Regions from separate parts of the Homo sapiens genome. Here region 1 is linked to region 2. A link is a loop called in an ENCODE intact Hi-C map of the cell type or tissue named here. Cell type or tissue: endothelial cell of umbilical vein. All regions are shown on one strand. Each heading gives the region's core, and the rest is flanking DNA. Links, peaks and the distances in the headings are about the cores only.

What was found. A loop is a pair of places that touch in the nucleus more often than their neighbours do. Peaks named below come from ENCODE experiments on the same cell type or tissue, not always from the same donor. Only the 100,000 strongest peaks of a DNase experiment are listed, where the experiment ranks them.
Region 1: a loop joins it to region 2, with 9 times the contacts of the local background. A loop is called at or near these places in 2 of 110 quality-filtered maps.

Annotation. Positions count from the first base shown.
Region 1 is chr12:77,936,620-77,945,782 of GRCh38, reverse strand. It overlaps NAV3 (neuron navigator 3), which reads right to left. Exons shown (of 40, transcript NM_001024383.2): 2 at 5,347-5,464; 3 at 4,650-4,702. Among named protein-coding and RNA genes, the nearest start is that of NAV3, 110 kb to the right of the region's middle. RefSeq lists an enhancer at 5,066-6,265. In endothelial cell of umbilical vein, for the core only: no CTCF peak of the experiment used is centred there; DNase peaks (open chromatin) are centred at 2,112 and 5,572; H3K4me3 peaks cover 970 bases; H3K27ac peaks cover 4,305 bases.
Region 2 is chr12:77,844,163-77,853,325 of GRCh38, reverse strand. All of the region lies in intron 1 of NAV3 (neuron navigator 3), which reads right to left. Among named protein-coding and RNA genes, the nearest start is that of NAV3, 18 kb to the right of the region's middle. In endothelial cell of umbilical vein, for the core only: no CTCF peak of the experiment used is centred there; DNase peaks (open chromatin) are centred at 5,105 and 7,255; H3K27ac peaks cover 3,593 bases.

The DNA of each region.
Region 1 (9,163 bases), core at 787-8,786, 92 kb before region 2:
CAGCGAGACTTCGTCTCAAAAAATAATAATAATAATAAATAAAGTAACCATTAAACCATTAGAAAATCACATGAAAAGCAAGCACATTAATATTATCTAAAATTCTGAAGTTGTTATATTAATTTAAATTCCTCTAGTTTCTATTTAATATACTTTCTTTTCTACTTTGAAATTATTTAGTATATTTGATGTACATAAAATAATACATGTAACACTTATGTAAGTTGTAAAAGCAGAATAATATAGTACATTATACCCTACAGAACTAGAATCCTTCAAATAACTTGCCTCTATTTATGTGTTTCTTCCCTGTTCCGGCCATAATCCTTTCAGTGGTAGCTGCTATGTAGAGATTTGTGTTTATACAAATATGTTACATACATACTTTTTTCAAGTATCCGTATCTTCACCCCATCATAACCTTTTATGACATGATACAGAAACAAATGTATCCCTATTGTTTTCCAATATCAAATCTTCCACACAGACCAAAATTTCCTCCTCTTCTACTTCCTTTAGGACTTGGTATAGTTACTTACCACTTCATTCCTCTGAACCCTTTCCTTTCCCTCTACTGCTTCCTCCTTCTATGCTTTCTTCCCCCCTTGCAAAAACTCCCCTCAACTCTGTCTTCTTCTCAAGCTATTTATTTTTTTTTTTTCTCTAACAGTGTCTTAACAGGACACTCTTAGAAAAATTATTCATGACTCAATGGATATTGGCACTTCTGAGTTACTTTTTAACACGTTATTCACTCTACAGAATATGTTCACATACAGGTAATCAATGCCTATCCAATTACCAAAAAGAAATACCACATTCCAGTATACCAGCTATTTAGCTGCATAACATTTGACAGCATGTTACACATTCTGCTCATCTTACTTTGCCCTGACTTGCTGGGGTAGTCCACGTATTAGAGCTTCAGCTACTGCATCTTCCCTAAGGATTAGCAGTCCACATCTGTGATTCTGTTCCTCAACAATAGTCTCACTCTCTCAACACTCTTTCCCTTTCCTGACTCCTATACCTCTATCACATAAATATTTATATTTCCTAGAGTGAAAAACCTCAGGTTTCTTCTCCTGTGACTTCATGCAGACCTCCTGTAAGATTCCATTCTTGTCCATGGTTTCAAATATTACCTATTTTTTCAGTATATTCTAACCAATACTCTTTTCTGACCTTCAGAAACACATGTCTAATAGCCTTAAGTTTCCTCCAAATTGATGTTTTAATAGATACATCAAGTTCCACATGTTAAAATATGAATTCATCACCTTCCTCCCTCCACCTTTTTAAGAAATTTTTTTCTGCTTCTATAATAATAATCTTGTTTAATGGTAATTACTTACCCATTCAGGCTAAAAAATTGGGGCCATTTTAAGCTCCCTGTACTCTCCGTCACCCACATTCAACTGGACACCAACACTTACTTACTTTATAATCCCCATAAAGCATCTAGGGTGATCTTTTAAAGTATTTATATTGGATCATACCACAGCCCAGCTTTAAACATCTTCCAAAGTCTTCCTGAGTTAGAATACCATACCAACTCCTTACTTTGGCCCTACACTATCAGGCTTCCTTGTTCCCTTCAAACAACTCTCCTTGTGCCTAATCCACGGTGCTCTTCTATTTGTTTGTGGAATGCACCAAACTTACTCCATTCTCAGTCGTTTTTGTTCTCGCCTATGTAACTGTTGCTGTTATTTATCTAAACATTTGCTCCTCCAATTCTCAAGTGTAGTTCATCCAAATGTTATTATACTTTGTACTCAGTGCTTAGTAAATATTGATTACATGTGAATTACCTGGCTACTATGGAAATTTATCAATACATTGTAGATTCATACAACAAAAGGGATCTTCTATTCTTAAAGGCTTAAAATGATTCAATAAAGGGTAGCAAGTTTAACATTTAAATAAAAACAATTCGTGATTAAAAATAGCAGCAGACCTAATTTTACTTTATCTTTTGTTATTAAGCACCAACAGCAACCAAAGGCCACAAGAGACCAGGTATACAAAAAGAGGTGGCCAAAGTAGTCCTATGAGCAAGTATACCACTCACTCTTACTAATGTAGCACCTCCCAGTGTTATGCAATCAAGGAACAGGCAACATCCTGTTTGGAGTAGATACATGAAATTCATAAGCCTAGTCATGCTATCATAATTATCTTTCCTTTTCATTCTTGTCTCAATTAAAGTCTGGAATTTTTATTCACTAATAGTGCTTACACAAATTCTTAAGAACAGAGGCAAAAATAATTCAGCCAAAAAAGTTACATTTATTTCATATGTATTTTTCTGAATCAAGAAATTGAAGGCATGCCAACTTCAGATTCAAAATTCAACCACATCTTAAAGAAATGAGGATCTAAGTCATTCTTAGTCAATATTCGATATGATTCCAACTAATGCTTTTTGGCTGAATAAACTACCTTTTTTATAGCATTTGCATTTCTTAGACTGTGGTCTTTCTATTTTGTTTTAATCAGAAGTGGAAATATCAACATAACTTGCATAATATCTGTAACATGATATTTTGCAGTTAACAGGAATAAGAAGTAATAAAAAAATTAACAGAGTCTGAAACTCAAGAGACTCTTCACAGATTTGTAGAATCTCTAGGAACAGCTGTTTCAGATAAATAGGTAAAAACAGCATCTCTATTAACCATTGTTATGAGCTTTGGAATTGTTTTTCCATCACTGAGTATAAGCTTGCCTGTTTATTGAATTCTCTGTAATCCCAGAATCAAATTGGAATGATAGCCAAGTAGGTAAGAGTTTCTAGACTTAAAATGTTTTATATTATTCAACACCTCCTCATGGTAAAAATAATGAAAGCAAAAGCAACCATGTTGGGTTTAAGAAACATAATTATGGTTTCAGGGGACTGTTGAGCTTTTTAACTGAAAGCCTTAAAAATCTTTTAACAGGTGTTAATCCACGCATGTGTCCTTTACAAAGTTTGTAGCAATACTATTCTGCATTGCATTTTAGTTGTGTTAATAAAGGATGTTCACATACATATCTCATTGTCACATTCTAATTAAGGTTCATTTTACAGATGAGAAAGCTAAGGCTCAAAGAAGTTACATATTTTTCTCAACATCACACAGCTTATTACTGTATCAAGGTCTAAATGTCTTCTGATTTGGCTTGTTCACAGTAAAACCTCAGAAAACAACTGTAATTAATTCCCACAGAGTCACTTAGAGTAATTAGATCAGGAAGTTTCCTTAAAACTGAAGGATTGTATAGAAATCCTTTCTTTTACAGTGATTTTTTTCACAACCATATACACAGAGTTCATGACATCATAATAGGTCCTGGGAGTAATTATTTTTTATTTATTTATTTTATTATTTGATTTTATTATTTATTTATTTATTTATTTTTTCGAGACAGAGTTTTGCTCGTATTGCCCAGGCCGGAGTGCAATGGCACAATCCTCGCTCACCATAACCTCCGCCTCCCTGGTTCAAGCGATTCTCCTGCCTCAGCCTCCCGAGTAGCTGGGATTATAGGCATGCGCCACCACACCTGGCTAATTTTGTAATTTTAGTAGAGACAGGATTTCTCCATGTTGGTCAGGCTGGTCTCGAACTCCCGACCTCAGGTCATCCACCCGCCTTGGCATCCCAAAGTGCTGGGATTACAGGTGTGAGCCACCACATCTGGCCAATTATTTTAAAAATATACATGATAGTTAATCACTTTTAGAAATAAATTATGTTTATTATTTTGGATTTCAGTTTTCTGACATTAAGTAAAGTAGGTCAGTATATTTTAAAAGTTCATAGATTTTTTTATTCTTCCAAGTTTCTGACAACTAAGAACTCATTAAATTCATTTAAAATGCCTATTCTGTGCTGAAGAGTTTTGGAGAAAGCTTCATCTTGTGGATTTCGGCTGTCATTCCTGATTATATCTGCTTGATGTAACTTTAGTTAAGGCATTTTATATTTCAGGTTTTCCTATAAAACTAAGTTGTGGCTTTTTAATTAAGAAACATATTTTTATCTCTATAGTTTATTACTCTTTGACTTTATTATAAAACTTGAAGTTTTTATTGGTTGATAAAGATAAGAGATAGCTGGGAAAGAGGCAGATATCCAGGCTGAAGGCTTTCTGGAAGAGACTACGAATCATATCTCAAAATCAGTCACTGCTCACCAAACTGACAGCAGCATGCCTTGAGAACTATTTCCAGAAGTGTTGAAGAGTCCATGTGTTTACACTGGACTTTGTTATGAACAAAGAAAATACTATTTATATATTTTAAAATGCCCATGGCAAAGCCTGTTCTTTAAGCCAGTTGTTCAGACAAAAATAATCCACTTAAAAGTAGAAATGAAATTTACTACCATTAAGACCAGTGTTAAATTATACAGAACAGCAGAACAAAAAAAAGTCAAGGATCTAATAAGACATCTGGAAATATGTCATGTGTATATAGGAGTCACTTAATGATGTTGATGTGCCTAAATTGAACCCACACAAATACATATGAGAGAATGGGATCAAATGGTTTCTTAAGCAGGAAGACATGCAGAAAAAAAATAATATCCATTTACAAATGCAATTAATTCTGGAAGTGAAGATCAGCATTATATATTGAGAATAAATATGATTCTTACCATCTGAGACTGACTTCTAGGACATCCATTGATATCTTCAACTTTTTCATTTGCTAAAGCCAAGAGATAAAATAAAAGAGAGAAAAAAAGAACGACATGCTTAAGCAATGAAGTGAAACACACACACGAAAACAGGAAAAAAAAAATACCAAGCAAAAATGCTCCTGCTACATATATTCTGTCTTCCAAGCAGTGTACAAGAAGACACACTTATTAGCAGCTGCCAATTCTATATGCACAAATCAGGCAAAAAAAAAAATGAGTGAGAAGGAAGTTGCTGCTAATTCTTTAGCCTGTGCCAAATGATTGCTGACATGAAACCTTTCACAATTGTCCCTGCTGGATCAGGATACAGTTTCAAGGCATCTCAGAGTGTATGAGTTGCTCCAGCTAACGAAATACACACATGGGAGACATATGGTTTAATGAAGCATTCATTTCTGACAGTTCGATTCAAATGATTCAATAAAGGTTAGCAAGTTTATGTATATAAAGATACAGTTCTAGTTATTTAAAAGTATGGCCAAACTGCCTTTTTCAAACATCCTCATATAAACATTTTAATTAAATCAGGGGAGAGCTACATGAATCTCAGAGACACATGGACCAGTTCAGTAAGGCGCTTAACTTAAGTTGTGCTTTACCAAAGAGATGGGAGCAGAGACTTTCATGCTTTCTTTCAGAAGGAAGGGCTTACCAATAATCTGGATGATTTCTGCTAGGAGTACTCCATCTGCAATGTCTTGTTGCAAGTCCTTGATCAGCCGCTTGTGGCCTGATTTTGCTAGGTAGTGGTTGGCCCAGTCAGTGTAAATCTGTTGAACAGAGAGAAGGAAAAAGTGAGATGGGGTGAGGGAAAACAGAGACAATAAAATGCTGAAGACAAATGTTGGATTCAAAGGGAAGCTATTCTGGATCACATTCCAGTTTAAGAAGTCATAGCTCTAAAGGAAATAGTTGTAAAGTAATTTTTAAACAGCTCTTTCCCCAACTTATCTCTCATTTCAAAGGGGATGATTCACTCTCAAAATTAAGGGCTAGTCACTTGTGACAAAGCAAAACTTCCCTCTGGGATGACTACTGAGGAAACTCCCATTGCAAATCAGTTTGGGTTTTCTCTCTCTTTATTGTTTCTATCATTTTGAAAACAATCTTGCTTGTTCATGTAAAAGAAACCCACCTGGACTGATTTACATAGAAACATTACTATAAAAAATTGTGTTTCTCTGAGAACACTATTGAATTTGTCATGTGAGATACTGTATGTGACAAGATTTTGGCATCATTTTATGAGATAATTACAAATACCTTCCTGTCTAAGAAATTTGATTTGGATTGTCGTCTTCCATTTAAGCCTCTTGAAATGTGTTTATATGAGAGAATAGAGGCAGCAAATGGAGTTATTACACAGAAATTACAATGTAGAATTCAGAAGTGGATTATAAGGCACAAAATTGACAATTTGACATAAAATAGAGGTGTCTCTTCAACAGCAGATCATGATATACAGAAAAGCTGAAACTCTACAAAAATTTCACAAAAATAAAACATTGTTAATTTTTTCAATTGAATAGAATACTTACTAATTGTAAGGGAAAAATAAGCATGAAGATTTCAGCTTTATGGGTGGTACATATGCATATATTAGTGGATTTATTACAAGGCACTCTATGATGTGGTGTAACAGAAAAACAAAATATTTGAAATGAGAATAGAAGAAAGAAAGTAAGAAATACGCTTGTTAAAATTATTGTTAGAAGCACTGGAATTAGAACTGGAAATAACATAGAACCTAGGCCTGAGAAGTGAGGAGAAGGACCTTCCTTGCAGTGGGTATAACATATAGAAAAGCCGACAGGCAAAGAAATCTAGGACACAGCAGTAAAAACTGTAATTGAGGCAGAATGTCTAAAATTAGGGAAAATTAGGCTGAAAAGGTAAGTTGCATTTTATAGTTATGAACACTAAATGCCAAGCATGTTAAAAACTTTTTAAACATTTCTAACAAAGCAAATTCACATTTAAAAAAGTAATAATAATAAACCAGAAGTATAGAAACTAAAAAATGAAAGTCTCCCCACAACTTTCAACCCTGTCCATTTTTGAATAATTTGGTATGAAGAGTTCCAGAATTGATGTATCTACACCGCACTTCACACCATGCCACAGAACACACACACACACACACACACACACACACACGAGATCACATTTTAAACCAAATTTGGCTCAAATTTTACATATTATTTTGCAGTTTCAAATTTATAAGTAACAATATTTTAACAGCTTTTCTAAGAGCCATTTCATGTATGTTCATCTATTTTTAATATTGCATTATATATATCAATCCCCCAGTTGATAGATATTTGACTTGTTTAAATGTGTTTCTATTATATCTAAAGTTGCAAGAGACAGCCTGACATATGTACCTTCCTGAACTCATATGCTAGTATTGTTATATGTCAAAAACCTAGAAATGGGGCTGCTAAGTGTTTTGAATGAATCTTGGGTCTAAATATCACAAGATTACAACACAGAAGAAAAAGTGTTCCTTTCTATTAGAAAATACAAAGTAGTCCTACTGGCATCATAAGACTAGTACATATCTGGTGGTGATTAAGTTTCTTGAAAGATGTAAACAACTGGAAGCATCCCATTGCATAAGAAAAATATATGTGAGAGCAAAATTGCATCTCCTTTTATTAATATCCATGATCTCTATGTTGAAGATATTGAAGGGTAAGAAAAATTACTTGCATAACTGTCTCCTGAATTAGCACACAAATACATGATTTTTAGGTGGATGCTTTTATTTGGTAATAATTTTTCTCAGTTAAGATTTGATTATATTTGTATGATCATACATTTTTTGGAAGGATTTTATACTGTTTAGAATTTAAAACATTGAGCACACTCCCCTTCTTAACACTTCATTTAAATGATAGAATTGTTTTGGCCTTCTAGTAGAAACTTCAGGTTAAGTCAGACTTGAGTTGTGCCGATCTGTCCATAGGCAAAGACTGGGGCCATGGGTTGAAAAAGGATTCACAAGGGTGAGGAGAATGAGTTCTGGAGTCAGACAGATCTGACTTGAGACCACTTACTACCAGTGGAACCCTGGACAAGTTACTTAACCTTCAGATTCCTCTTGTAAAAAAAAGTCTTGTTGTAAAACAAGGAGAAAAATAATACTTACATTATAGGATTGTGCCAGGACTAAATAAGATAGCACTTGTAAAGCATCTGTCACAAAGCTAGTCATGAAAAAACATGCTTGCTATTATTATCATCACATGGCATCTAGTTTTATTTTGCTGTGATAGCTTTCCAACAAATACTTGTTAAAGTTATAATTTCACAAATGTTAAGAAAATTGAGAAGGCTGGCATCAGAAGACTAAAGAAATTGTAGTAATTGCTTCTGACACTACTCCTATCACTAATTCTGCCTGCCTTCCACTTCACAGGTGTTGTGAATCTGTCTGCCATCTGAACTCAGGGAAATCTAAATAACAGATTAAGGCTGTCATATTCTCATTCAGACCTGTAATGTCTCTATTGTGGCACCACTTCCATCAAACTGTATTTCGTTGGTTTTGTTTTATGATAACATTAATTATACAAAAACATTTGTTTAAATAAAAAACAAAATGATATGAATGGAAAGTGAAAATAAGAATACTTTCATTCTCCAAATGCATGTCAACAGTTCCTTAGCCTTTATCCAAATTCATCCTGGGACTTAGGTGAGAAAACAAATGGGAGGCCAGCTAGTTGGCTTCAAGATACCTTGTTGGTAATACCTGTGTTTTAGCTCACAAATCATTTTTTGTTTGATCCAGAATTTCTTCCAGAGGAATCCCAAGCTTAAGGGCTTTGATATGTCCAGCATCTCTAATATCTGAAACTTTGCTCAGGCCGTATTTCTAACTTCAGCTGCAATCAGTGAGAGCAATGGCTATATAAAGAAATTTAATGCAAATTTAAAAATAATTGTAGTACACTTTATTTGTTCCTTCTAATAAACAGCTGTGTCTTCCATACTTAAAAGATACTTGAGACCCTCCAAGGAAATGACAAGAGAGGGAAAACCAGTGCCTTCCAAAAGGATATTATAATCTAGATGGTGAAATATTTCAAAAATTACAAAGTAACATGTAAATATATTTTAAAATATTATATACAAACATACTTCTCTCTTTCAAAATTGTATATGTGTAAGTTGAATACAAAGGTGGAAAAATGAGTTGTGTCTTTAAGGAGACTTCGAGCAAAGGACACATGGTATAAAAATGTATTTAAAACTCATCAATAAATGTACTGTAATGCCGTGATGAGAGAGAATACAAACAACCTTGTCAACTGTCATTAGAATGTGATCTTTAAATAAATACAACAGGATGGTGAAATCAGGTCCTGAAATTGGATTTGAACTCCAAAATTGCCCTCAGTTCATTATCACAAAAATAATAATCACAGTATTTAACATTTTAGTTTCAGCTGAATGAGTTACAA
Region 2 (9,163 bases), core at 396-8,395:
CACTACTTATTAGAAAAGTAAGCAGAAAACCTGAATGAACACAACGGAAGATATCCAAATGGCCAGTTAAATACAGAAAAGATAATCAATTCCATCAGTCATAAGTGTATGGAAGCTTAAAACTACAACAAAATCACACTACATAGAAAATGCTAAGGACCTGTGGCCTCATAACAATGGTGATACCAGAGGGCAGAGATGTGGAGCAACTGAAGATGCATTCAGGTTAGTAAGAAAGCAATCTGGTACAACCACTTTAGAAATGGTGGCAGTAATCGTACTCATGAAAGCTGAGTATATGTCTTGCCTATTACCTAGAAGTTTCACCCCTAGGGATCTACCCAACAGACATCGCTTCTTATGTTCGCAAAAAGACATGTGCAGGAATGTTCACAGTGTCATTATTCATAAATCCCCAAGCTATAAACTATCCAAATGCCCACATTAAAAGCAGAATAAAAAATAAATTGTGGGAGAATTCACGTACTGGAATAATATAAATCTACGAGAATAAGGAATCTAAATTGTAATTGTAAATGTCAGACAGCAATTGTAAATGTCTGTTTCCTATTCTCTACTAGCTGGAAAAATGTGTTCATTTTCTACAAATTCATGAAACATATTTATGGTATGTGTACTTTATTGGTATGTGTCTATTATACATCAATAACAATTTTAAAATATTTTACTAGGCCGTTTTCACAAACTTATAATGCATATGTTTTGTTATTCTTCATAAGTATAACATTATTTATTTATTTATTTATTTATTTATTTATTTATTTATGAGAGGGAGTCTCGTTCTGTTGCCCAGGCTGGAGTGCAGTGGTGCGATCTCAGCTCGCTACAACCTCCACCTCCTGGGTTCAAGTAATTCTACCACCTCAGCCTCCCTTTCAAGTAGCTGGGATTACAGACATGTGCCACTACGCTCGGTTAAGTTTTGTATTTTTAGTAGAGATGGGGTTTCACCATGTTGGCCAGGCTGGTCTCAAATTCCTGACTGCAGGTTATCCCCCTGCCTTAGCCTCCCAAAGTGTTGGGATTGCAGGCGTGAGCCACTGCACCCAGTCAGAATAACAGAATTTTCAGAGTTTAAACTGTTATTTTGAAAATCAGTTATCCATTACCACACGTGAACTTTATAATGAGCAGGCCACATCTATCCCTACTCTCAAAAACTGCTTTTTATTTCCTAAGAGTCATCATTTTATTTATACTTTTGCTGTGATTTCCTAAATGAAGCTGTTGTTCAATTTCTGCTATTGTAGTAATAGTTCTTACTTCTCCAAGCTTAGTCCATGGGAATTACAAAATAGGCAGTAGCTAGGTCGTCTTTCTCATGTTTCTTAGCTCTAGTTATACTTTAGTCTCCTTATCTAAAAAGTGAAGATAACGGTAGTACACACGAAGACTAAATGAGAATGCATTTAAAGCACCTCTAACGGCATCTGGCAAGTACTACTTAATATTAATAAATGATAGCCAGTATTGTTAGTAGTCTTTCATGAAGTTACAGTAATATAGACACTGAAGCTGGTATTAGATAATGCTTTAAACATTCTAGGGAAAAATACAATTAGTTGTGAATTTTACCATATCATAATATATAAATTTATTATTCTTAAGTAGGAAGGAGTATGCATTTTTGAGATAATAGCATAGCATTTTTTGTTCCTGTTTCTTAGTTGATCTAAAGTTTCCCTAATCATTAAAATAACGACAATCATTATTACAAGAAGACAGAATTCAGTCTGTAACAAATAATTGATTGCTTAATATTATTGAAAATATTTTTAAGTTCATTGTGACAAAATAGTCTCAAAAGTTAGATTTCATTGAGCACAAAAGTGTTTTCCAAATTCAAGAACTTTTCTTTATCTATCAAATACAAAATCTTGGTTACCACAGCATACAGTGGCACTATTAACCACAATGCATAGGGTGCAAGATATATTTCAGAGAACCTGTGACAGTGAGGGTAAATAAAGGTTCAAATAGCAGTAAGGAAGCAAGGGGATTCAGAAGGGGTATTTCTAAAGATAAGATACAATTTGAATTCCTGAGAAAGAAGCTGGTGCCTCCATACCCTTGGGACTAGGCACAAGATTAACAGTTACATAAAAAAAATTCAAGATAGGTCAAAGAGCAGGGTGAAGGTTGAAAGAATTTGTGCCCCACTTCTCATTTGATAGCTGGGGGGATCAGAATGCAGGGGTGCTCCTTGCCAATATGGAATAGCCACAGCAGAGGAAAAATGATAAGACACAGTTAGGTAGATATGGCTTGAGACAGCGTATCCGATGTCTATGAATCCAAAAGTTCTTATGTGTCCCAGTGGTGCTATGCAGGAATGCTCTGAGGACTAGTATTCTAAGAGAGCTGGCATCAGGACAGGTGCAGAATATGAGCAATAGTTGCCAACAGAGGGTGTCCACATAGCCCAAGTCTCACAGCACATGTCCAGTGACCAGGCTGGATGGGGCCAACTCTGCAGAGACCAGCAAGGACCCAAAGAGTAGCAAGAAAACCAGAGACTTTTTTCTCCCTTCATCTGCCATTACCCTGAGGACACAAAAGCTTCCCTACACACACTGTATCCATCCATCTGAAGAAGCCATTTTAAAAATGAGAAAGAAAGAGAGAAACTTCATAGAAAAGGAAAAAAAGGTGCTGAAAAGAAATTTGACCTTGAAATTTACTAATCTTTTACTCTAATGAGGCTTTCTCAAACCAAAAGAAAATAGCTTAATTTAGGTTTCCCCCATCATCACCAACCTCCTTTGCAACCACCAGCAGCAGGAAAGGAGATTTGAAAGAAAGCAAGAAGAATATGTTACAGAAAATACTGAGTTACATTTTCTTGTACATTTGATAAGTATCCTGTCTGAAATCCCTGTAAGTAAAACATATAAATTACAATGCACTTGGCTGATTTACTATACTGCAACGGACTTATGATTACTTAGAGGAAGATCCATATCATACATCACCCTTGACAAGGAAAACTCTATTAACATCCATAAACCTACCCTGGCAATAGAGTATGGATATTGTTATTGAACAGAGGAATTTCACTAGTTACGTTCTGACAAGGAAATCAAAGAATGCCAAAAACACTTGTAAGTGTTGGAGGATGACTCAAACATGTTCCACCTCCTTACTGATTTTCTAGCACAAGGCTATGGCTGGCTTTCCATAATATTATGAGTCTTGAATTTTATGTTAAAGACATATTTATTTTTCTAAGCAGGTTTATTAGAGTAACCTAAGCAATAATTATCAATAAATGGGACGCTTAGGACACGGGCGTAGAATTTTATAGCCACTTTTTAAAATGCCATGGCTTTGAGATAACCCACTTCAATCTGCCGAGTCTTAATTTTAATCAGGTACAAAAAGGAGACACTTGTCTTAGAAGATCCTCCACTCTTTCTTCCACATTCAAAAGTCTATATTTGATGAGATAGGTTTGGAGACACACGTGACCACCATTGGATTGGGGTAGCATCGCTCAAGGTAGACTTAGTATACTCTGCTAAGGCCAAAATTATTAAGGTTTGGACTTTGGATCACTGATATATAGATTGAGCATTTCTTATCTAAAATTCTTGGGACCAGAAGTGCTTCTAATTTTGAGTTTTCTTTTCAGATTTTAGAATCTTTGCATATACATAATGAGGTATCTTGGGGATGGAAACTAAGTCTAAACAAGAAATTTATGTTTCATATACACTCTACGTTTAGCCTAAAGGTAATTTTTTCAGCAAATAATTTTGTGCATGAAACAAAGTTTTGACTGTGTTTTGACTACAACCCATCACCTGAAATCAGGTATGGAATTTTCCATGTGTGGTGTCATGTTGGCACCCAAAAAGTTTCAGATTTTGGAGAATTTCAGATTTTGAATTTTTGGATTATAAATACTCAACCTGCATAGAAATAGCATAGCTGGCATTTCTATCCAATAAATCATGAACAGTCTCTAGGATGGCTCTTTTTGCGATATAGACATGAAGTAAATCATGAGTCAAAGTAATACAATCATAAAAATAATTATTTTTTATTCAACACATATGTTTAAATCACTATTACATACAACACATTGTGTTTGGGAAGCTCAAGAGATATAAACATGAATCAAATCGGTTTCTCATTAAAGAAAGTTTAAAGAAATTTAATTAGAGTTTAAATAAATTTAATTTTAATTACATTGGGGGAAGCTTGAATGATTGCCAAGATTATGGCTATGCTCAGGAAGATTAGTTTGCCAACAATGTCTATGAAGGATTAGCCACCAAAATAAAAGAAAACATCACTATTATGCAGTAATTCCCAAAAGACTCAAAAGCTATGAACTATAAACTTTGACTGACTGGTAAACACAGCACATATCTCTTTCAAGTACATATGAAATTGCATGGAATCATATTGAAAATATTGATTTTTTTTAATCCTCATTAGGAGATTTCTCTGCTTTCACCTGGGTTTCTTCCTCCAAAAATAAAGAGCAATCATGAAATTTAAATCATTCAGTGTTCCAGTTCCTATGGCAAATGTAGCATATATCTTGTTCAACAGATAATAAGGCAGTTAACTCTTTATCCTGTATGCCACTGCCAGGATGGATAAACTGTTCCAAAGTTTAGTAAACTATGTGCTGTATTAAAAATGATATGAGCACATTATTCAATATTTGTAGTGGAGGATAAAGTTCCTGTGTGTCTCCAACTTGACTATATCCAGCAGAGAAAAGGTTTTGATTTATTTGGAGTAAAACACTTGGAATACAATAGAAGGGAGCAAGGACTTCTCATAGATTTTTCCCATTAAGCATTTTTGGGCAAGCCTTAGAAGTTACTCTGCAGGATGGATCTTATATTCATTCAGTGGCCTAGCTTTACAGCTAGTAGCAAAATTCATTGCCTTAACCCAGAGCAGTCTTGTTATTTTAACATGGCTGTTTCTATTTATAAAGTTACACAATCCAGTTGGTTCATTCTTCCTCCCTGTCTGAGACACAGTTTACAAAAAGAAACCACAGTCATTACAAAAATACATTGCCAGGAAATCCAAGTGTTGTTTTCTAGTGGAAACTGAAAGATCCACACCTTGACTTATGTCTTACTCATCCTAAATCACATCTTTGCAGCACTTTCTCCTGGCTAAAGAATGTGCTCTGAAGTTTTACTACGTTCATTAGAAGGCCATCTTTTATATTCTGACTATTCTTGTTGTGGTTTTATAGGTGTTCTGTAAATAAAAGTCTGCTGTACAACAGGAAGCACCCTCTGCCAAGTCTTTTGGAGAGAGTAGCAACACATCCACAAGAGAATCCAGGTGGCAAGACATTTGAACAAAAGGTTTACACAACAGCATTCAAAAGAAGAAAGTAAAAGACAAGACAGACATAGGAACTCATTCTAACTCTCCTTTCAGCCTCCTGGCAGCTGCACCAGCTGGATGTTCATACAGGTCAACATCGTGATAGAGTGCTATATATGGGAACTTTCCTCTGAAGGCTAAAACAAGCTACACATGCAGAGAACAAACACGGGGCTAAGACATCAGAGACTTTCTTGCAAGTCCTTGAAATATGAAATTTAATTAAAATTTAACTACCATTTGATCAAGGCTACAGAAGAGAAAGAAAAATAGTGGTGTTTGTAATACTTTGTGTAGCATCTTTGCTCATGCAGAATGAATGAGAAAATGTTATACAGAATTAATTGTAGATAAAGTCAGCACCTGGGGCACTCTCCATTTATTCTTCCTAGAAGGACTTCTTGCCTGTTGGATCCTCTGCCCTGTTGCTTTCAGTTGGATTTCATCTTCCCACCCTTTTCATTTTCTCAGCTTGATTCACATAGATCATACATAAGAGCTAAAGAAAATGTGTTTAGTGCCTGAGGGAATTCATTTTCTGCCTGGGATAACTAGACAAAATGTGATGCAATTCCTCCCCTGAATTTAAAATGTTTTGTTATCTTGAAGGCAATTTTCCTCATCCAATAAAAACAGAGAAGGAAAACGGGTGACCTTTAAAAACATATTTTTGAAATCGAAGATTCTCACACACAGAAATGCCTCTGATAATTTTGGGTGTAGACAGATGCTCTCTTCCTCTTTGTACTCCCCACACATTCTGTCAATGGCCTATTGTTAAAGTGTGGACTTTCTCCTAGACCACATCCTGTCTGTCTTACAGAGGAGAAGCATACTGTTGAAGTGAAAAGAAAGTCTTGATATCTGTGTGTAGTCTCTGAAGGTATAGAAAAAACAAATTCACTGCAGTACCTCAAGATATCATTATATTCAACTCAGGGCCCGTAAGATTTAGGTTGGAAATTTCCTGATGATGAACTCATGGAACTAAGACATGTTTGTTTTATTGACAAATCAAAGCTTTTTTCATAAAAGGAAAGTGTATTATTTTCATTGCCAACACTGGTTAAAAATGGTAGGAAAAAGGGATGAAGAGCAAATGTATATATTTGAACCTCATTGAAAAAAAATCATTCTCCTTTGAATAAAACCTCTGAAGAAGCTACTTCTAATTTGAAAAATTCCTGTTAAAGAAAGGACATTTCCCATTAAATCTGAAATAGATAATTGACAGCATCTAACAACGAATCCTTAATTTAACAAGGCAATAATATATTTAAAAATTGATAAATATGAGATCTCCAACTACTATAAAATTAGAACTAATAATTAGACTATTATAGAAAACTAGAATGAAATCAAGGAGAAAATCAAGGAAATTGGACTCATAACTCGAGTAACCAATCATCCCAGTTTGCCTGGGACTGAAGAATCTCCAAAACAAGACACTGCGCACTAAAATCAGCACAGTCTGAAGATAACCAGTACAGTTGGTCAGCCTATGTGATAACTCATTTATTCTTCCAACATTTTCGTATTTATCCTTCAAGAGATTTTTCTATTAGAATTATCTTCCTGCATATATTATCCTCACTATTTCTAAATACATTGCATTCATTCATTATGCAAACACAAAATGAATTAACTTTTAGAGAATAAACTCCTGACAGTGGATTCTCAGATAGTTCATACCTAAAGCAATAAACACAAAATCTGAATCTCTATTAATAGATTTTAATGGAGGAGGATCTGAAATTACAGACACTTTGTCATTTAGTATTGGATGTGTTTTTGGTTTTGGTGCTTATCAACTCTTGAGTGAATTCATTTCTCAGCTACATAAGCCTATCCCTTTCCTCTCCAATCTTCGTTCATCCGGAATTGGAGATATGACTCAGAGATCAGTAATCTTTATGTGCTTTTTGGAGTGCACTGCATTGTAAAGCTAGTATTTTGGTACACTTAATGTTTAAAGAATTAAACTAATCAGCCAGGCCCAGTGGCTCAAGCCTGTAATCCCAGCACTTTGGGAGGTTGAGGTGGGCAGATCACCTGATGTCAGGGGTTCGAGACCAGCCTGAGCAACATGGAGACACCCCGTCTCTACTAAAACTACAAAATTAGCTGGGCATGGTGGCATGTGCCTGTAATCCCCGCTACTTGGGAGGCTGAGGCAGGAGAATCACTTGAACCCAGGAGGCGGATGTTGCAGGGAGCCAAGATCGTGACATTGCACTCCAGTCTGGGCAACAAGAGTGAAACTCCATCTCAAAAAAAAAAAAAAAAAAAGTATTAGCCTAATCAAACTTAATGAAAATATGAAAAAATAGAAAACCTCTAAAAGATATCACTAATATCCAAAACTTCAATAGATGAGAAAATTTCTGTCTATTCCACATTGGTTTTTTAATTGACTTAAACATAGGAGGAAAAAACATTCAACAATGGTGAAGTAAAGCGTGATGATTTGTAGATATGCTTCTTTCTGCAATAAAATAAATAAAGTACTTGGGTTCTTTTAAGTGTTGTAGCAAAAATCTGAAATAAAGTCATTCAATATTAGGATGTTATAGGTTCTTAGTCAAAGTCCAAGAGCACATGGTCCTCTCTTCTAAAGGCAGTGCCAGACTGCACTGAGCCCCAATCTAAGCACAAACCCATCTGAGCTCTATCCCATAAATCACTACTAAGATTGTTTTTCTTCAAAACAAGACTGCCTGAATTTGGGAAGTGTATTTGTATTCCACAAGATTCCTTTTATTAAAATAGATGGATCCAGGAGCTATTGAATATCATATATATATATACACACATATACATATTTATACAAAACTGTGTGTAAATTTTTCTCGTTAGTTCTATGCTTATTGATATTCTAAAAAAAGAATAGCCTGTGCTAAAAATTGTGTGTTTGTAGGTCTCATTTGCTTCCAAAAATGATAGGTAATGTCTTAACGTTATTATGATGCTATAACAGTACGCTTTTATTTCTGGCTACAATTAAGTGAGGTTGCTATTCTTGTCCTAATCCCAAAGTCGAGAAAATTGAGTAAAAACATGCAAGATGACACAGTTGGAGTAAAGGACTCCAATTCAGGCCACCTGACTAGAAGTTTAGTGATTTCATATTAACTACTGCTGCTGTAATGCTGTATGCAACATATACTCTACATATTTAGACTACAGGATGAATAAGTATGCCCATGTATCATATGTAGGTATATGTATATGACTATATTCTTTCTGCCCAACGAAAAAATATTTAATAGAACCATTAAAATAAAAATTTAAAACAAGTCCATATAGAATGGAGGGATAAGGGGAGAAAATAATAATTAAAATCTGGAATAAAAATGTTAGTGAGAAATTTTTTATTTAAACTACATTGTATTATCCCTATAAACACAACTCAAAAAAATTTATTGCACACCTAGAAGCAAGTAAAGTTGTGACTCTCCTGACCAAATATTAGCTCATGCTTTGGGCATTGCTATGGTCTGAATGTGACCTTCAAATTCATATGTTGAAACTTAATCACCAATGTGATAGCTTTACAGGTTGGGCCTTTAAATGATGATTAAGTCATGAGGATGGAGCCCTCATAGATGGGAATAAGGCCCCTATAAAAGGGCTTGAAAGAGTGGGTTCATTCTCTTTTGGCCTTCTGCTGTGTGAAGACATGGCATCCCTCCCCTGTGGACGATGCAGAAACAATGTGCCATTTTGGAAGCAGAGTTAGCCCTTACCAGACACCAAACCTGCCGTCACCTCGATCTTA